Linked DNA regions of Homo sapiens: region 2 is linked to region 1. The links are chromatin contacts, found by Hi-C in ENCODE. All regions are on one chromosome and are shown on one strand. The core of a region is the stretch at or near the end of the contact, and the rest is flanking DNA. Distances in the headings are between cores, read along the strand shown. Region 1 holds the start of RPL21 (ribosomal protein L21). Region 2 holds the start of CDK8 (cyclin dependent kinase 8).

Evidence for each region. Hi-C counts contacts between places; a loop is a spot of excess contacts on that map. Pooled maps may share reads with other maps.
Region 2: a loop to region 1 is called in a map of CD8-positive, alpha-beta T cell, with 10 times the contacts of the local background. The contact joins the promoter of CDK8 here to the promoter of RPL21 in region 1. A Hi-C loop is called at or near these places in 4 of 168 maps with a recorded cell type or tissue (CD4-positive, alpha-beta T cell, CD8-positive, alpha-beta T cell and naive thymus-derived CD4-positive, alpha-beta T cell) and 10 of 50 pooled maps.

What each region holds. Positions count from the first base shown.
Region 1 is chr13:27,250,270-27,252,872 of GRCh38, reverse strand. RPL21 (ribosomal protein L21) reads right to left here and starts at 1,315. Exons shown (of 6, transcript NM_000982.4): 1 at 1,288-1,315. RefSeq lists enhancers at 822-1,407, 1,061-1,600, 1,408-1,993, 812-2,011.
Region 2 is chr13:26,252,834-26,255,436 of GRCh38, reverse strand. It overlaps CDK8 (cyclin dependent kinase 8), which reads right to left and starts at 1,308. Exons shown (of 13, transcript NM_001260.3): 1 at 668-1,308. The coding sequence starts at 795. RefSeq lists a silencer at 704-1,303.

The DNA.
Region 1 (2,603 bases), core at 66-2,565:
CTTGACGTGTTGACAATATTCTAACACAATTTGGTTTCTAAGTTTACCAACAATCCTTTAAGAATGGCTCCCAAAGTACCATTTTTATAAAAATTGTATAGCAAGAAGACATGTTTCACCTAACTCACCAAAGTCAAACCATTGTTACAATGGATGAACCCTTTAAATGCCAGGTACTCTGTTCCAATCCCCAAAGCCTTTAGATGTGTATAAAGTTCCAAAAACTTGTGCTAAGTTAGTACACAAAGGGTGATACTGTGTAGATTCAAGTCACTTTGTGGAATCACCAAGTGGCATAATCAGTTAACTCATTCCTGATTCCAGAGCCCATAATCCTCCACTAGATCCATCTTTCTGAGTTTGGAATCCATTTTAAGCATGGACCCCATACACTTAAAACTGAAGGCACTTTTCAAAACGATGCTTTACAGTTTGTAAGAGTATTAAAATCATGGCAACTAGGATCCACCATAAAGAGCAACCTGCAGTTTGCTCGACTCTGTTGACGTCCACAAACTAGACAAAATGATGAACTATGGCTAAATGTTTCCCTTCACTCAAAGCATGCTGCCCTAGAATTCGCAAAACAGTATCTCCTCTTGGTGCAAATATTGGTGTTGCAACCTCAAAACACTTTCCCTTCGTCCGATCACCATGTGGGGTCAAAATTTTAAAAACAGTCGGAAATCGTCTTATGCATTAACTAAGGGCAGTGAGGGTTCATCACCCAGGACGACTCCGGGACCCACTCTCCGACCGAGAGCCCGGGTTTTCACACCTGTAGGCTTCACAGAAGATTAAAGCCGACGCCTGACTTTAAACCCATTCCTACTACCCCTTAAGTCCTCACCCAACATCATCGCAAGATTTGGAATAAAAAAGCCACACTGAAAGGAGTTAGAAAGGCATCAGGCCACGCGGCCCCCACACAGCCTATGTGAGAGGGGCCACCCACAGTACCGGAGATGCAGCCACGGGAACATAAAACGAAGTCTTTTAAAGATTAACTCGAGTCGCCTCACCCCAAGCGACTCAGTCTCGTCTTTCTCGCAAATGTCCCCCCGCAGGGCCGCAACATCGCAGTCCGGTTCTCAGCCCACGGCCCAGACCCGACCCGGCGCACGCTGCTCCCCGTCTGGCAGAACATGGTTTAACCCGCCCATGCCAATGGACCTCAAACAGGTTAGAGAGTCTCCCCACGGTCCCAATGAACGACCTCTGAGGCCACAAGGTCGCGGTTCAAGTCTGTCGAACACCTAGCGCCCGGGAGCCACGCGTAGGCCCTACCTGGAAGATGGCGGTTCCGGCCGAAAGGAAAGAGGCGGGGCCGCGGCGCGCGCCTTACAAGGGCCTGTGGGCTGCCCACGGCGCTGCCTGAGGGAAACGCCAACCGTAAGCGACTTCTTTCTAGGGAAGAAGATCGTCTCTGAGAACACAGAAAGTCTGTGAGGATATTTTCCCCTCTTGCGAAAGAAAGGCAACCGGCCAACACAAGCTGACACTTGCATCGTGTCAGACAGCCCGGAAAGGGGCCTTCAAGGGCGATCAAGAGGACGCCGTCGTCCCGAGCGTGCTTACGCCATCCTTTGCGTCACCGCCTTCGCCGGAAGCTGCCTTGTATCCGCGTCTCCGCAGGGAAAACTGCGGCTGGCGGTGCGGGAAGTGCTATTAGTAGTTGTTTATTTGTTTGTTTGCAGAAATAATTGCTTGGGTACGAAGGTCAAACGAGAATGAAGCAAGTATATTATCTAGTTTGTATGTCTTTAAATAGTTTCTCCTCCACACGTCTAAACATACGCACCTGCTAGTAGGTGCGCAAATGTTAAAACCTCTTTGGGAAAGCAATGTGGCAAAATCTAGTAAAAGTTTTCAATTACTAAACCCCAGCACTCTGCTCCTACCTATATGTCTTGTAGAAACTTTGGTAAGTGAACAAGGATGTACGTAACAGCGCTGTGGGTAGAAGCAAAAAATTAGAAACGTCCATCAATAACAGAATAAATACCTTATGGGATGTTAGGATGTAGTATTATACGCCAATAAAAGAAGACTGAACTCAGAAATGTGATGAGGCAAAAAGAGAAAGATGTAGAAAAATAAATAGTATGACAATTCATATACATTCAACTCTAAAACTTGTAAAACAATGCTATATATTGCTTAGTTATGCATACATATGTAGTTAAAGAAGTCAAGAAATACAAGAGAATGAAAATCAAGTTGAGAAAAGCAGTCATATCTGGTAAGGAGGGGACAATAAAGGGAGGCTTTAACTGTATTGACCATTATTAAACCGGGTGTTAAATATATGGGTGGCCATTGTTTTATTCACTACACCTTTAAAAATAGATATTATTTTCTTAATGTAGTTTATTTAAATTGAGATAATGCCATATACCCAGCATCCAGTTTCCCCTATTATTAACATCTCATGCTAATATGGTACATTTGTTGCAATTAATGAACCAATATTTTACACTGTTATTAACTAAGGTTCACATTTTATTCAGATTTCCTTCGGTTTTACCTAATACCCTTTTTCTGTTCCAGGATTCCATCCAGAATACCACATTACATTTAGTTATGATGTCTCCTTATATGCC
Region 2 (2,603 bases), core at 59-2,558, 1.0 Mb after region 1:
AACCGCCTGAACGAGATAGTCCCTATGTCACTTGCCTTCTTCCCCACCACCCACCCTGCACCAAACCCCCATTGTTCTATGTAAAAATTCACAGCTAATAATATCTAAATAGCAATTGCAACATTTATGTTGCAGATGATCACTATGGGGAACTCTCTCCAGAACCACATTCACTCGCTGCCTTCCTTTCCTCAAATAAAATACAAATTTGATAAAAAATCGATCACAAACTGGTGGGGGAAAGGATCACAGCCTTCCTTCTAGACCGATGGATGACACTCCAGAGGCGGGTGAGGAAATCCCCAGAAGGTTACCATAATAAATCGACCAAGGAAAAAAAAAAACAAAAAACATTTAACCCGGCGTTTTAGAACGAATTTTTTCATGAATCAGCTTTGAAATCCTTGAAAAGTATACAGCCCACGGTGCAGAGGCTCATCTTGCCTCTTACCACCAGAGCAGAACACAGACGCGGCACGCAGGATTTCTCGTGGGTTTGGATCCCTCGTACACCACTTCCTCCCCAAACCTGGCTGGCGGAGCCAGAGGCCGGCGTCGAGGAAGTCAGAGCCCGGCACCCCGGCGGCCCGCTCTCCCTCCGGGCTACCTGCCTCGGCCTGCGGGAGCGCCGCCCAGCGCGGACACCGGCCCAGACACACACACTCACCCATCTTTCCTCTTGGCTTTGTAGACGTGACCATAAGTGCCTCGGCCAACTTTGCAGCCCTCGTATTCAAACAGGTCCTCGACCCGCTCCCGCTCGCTGCTCAGCTTCACTTTAAAGTCATAGTCCATTGTCACAGCCTCTGAGGCCGGAGAGCTGGGTCGGGGGGCCGGGGGGCAGGGGTGGGGACCGGGGAAGCACGGGCAGCCGCAGCCCCCGGGAACCCGCCCGCTCTACGCCCGCCGGCCGCAGCACCAGCCCGACTGATGCGGCAAGAGCAGGAGGAGGCCCCGCGAAAGCGCCAGGGACATCCAGGGGGACGGCGGGGCAGAGGCCGGCCGGGGGTGGAGGAACGGGGAGGATCCCCCGGCGAAGGAGAGCCGAGGGACGAGGGCTGGGGGTGGGGAGCGGTGTCTCTGCCCTTGTCCCCGCGGGCTCCCTGGGCGCCGGCTCCGCCGCTCTCTCCGGCCGCGCGTTCTGCTCCTGCTGCGGCGGGAGCGGCGGGGCGGCCAGGCGGGCTCTCGTCCTCTCACACGCGCACTCACGCCTCACGCTCTCACACACACGCTCACACTCACTCACTCACTCACTCTCCCATACACTCAAACAGAAGGGCAGAGCCGCACAACAGCCGGTACCTCCTCAAAGAGAGGAGGAGGGAGGGCACTCGCGGAACACGGCCGCGGCTGTCGCAAAAACGTCGCGAAGCCTCGGGCTGCCTCCGGGCCACACTCTAGCCCGCTCCCGCGGTGGCTGGCCGCCCCTGCTGGCGCTGGCACCCTGAGGACCGTGTGGAGGGAGCAGGGGAGCCACTGCCCAAAGCTGCCGCCAAATGCACCACGTGGAACCAGCCCCAGCGGTGGCCGGGCCCCAGACTACAATACCCAGAATGCACAGGCCGCCGCCGCTGCCGCCCCTTCTACGACTCCGCCCCACACGGTGGGAATATGGGAGCGTTGCATGATGGGACTCGTAGTCTAGGGTGAAATTCGTTTCAATCATTTGGGGAAAATTTATTTTTATTTTTACAGCGATCTAACTAGAGTCTGATTTCAGCCACAAACTTGATCAAAGAGGTGCACGTGGGAAGGAGAGTCGTTTGCATTAGAAACACATTTTGTGCCACTCTGAACTCCAGATTTTAAAGGCCACTATCATCGATAAAAGCCGGTATGATATTTGTAAACAGCTCGCGGGCCAGCAGTTGGGGTACTCTTGGTGTTCACAATCTGATAAGGGCTGCACAATGATGTCAACATACTGACATTACAAGCACCAATAAAAGTGAATCAATGACCAGTGTCCAAGCTACTCCTAAACATTGTTACTCTTGTGACAGATGACCATCCAAACCTTTCCTATCCATATACAGGAAGTATTGAGTACAGTACAGCCTTCTGCGATACTACCTATAAGAACACCAGTTTCTAGCTATGATTACAGAAAGGATCTAAATCCATGGGAACTAGTTTGTTAATAATCTTAAGGTAGCAATATGTCCTGCTTCAGGAGTCCTGGTATCTTGATACTAATCTATCATTTTATCTTACCCCCCTTGTCTATTTTTAATTTTTGGTTTTCCAATTGTTACCATTTCCACTAAAGCTCCCCACTTCCCAAAGGGAATATGAACTTTGCAGTTTTAATGTGAACTTTTTAACACTTTTTTTCCCACCTTTCCTGTGATATTTATCAAATTCCTTTCATCTTTTATTTCCTCTACCTTGCTAGATCCTAAGTTGTTATAGGAAGTCATATTTGCATCTTCTGTAAAACCTAGTGTCATGCCTTGATAATGATGCACAGTAAACACTTGTTAAATTAATGAATGAATAAACATGTTTATCTCAAAAAGATCCATATACCAATGATGATGATGATGATATCATCTTGTGAAAAAGCCTCCAAAGGGCTTTCTCTTATATAATTTTCCTTGGAG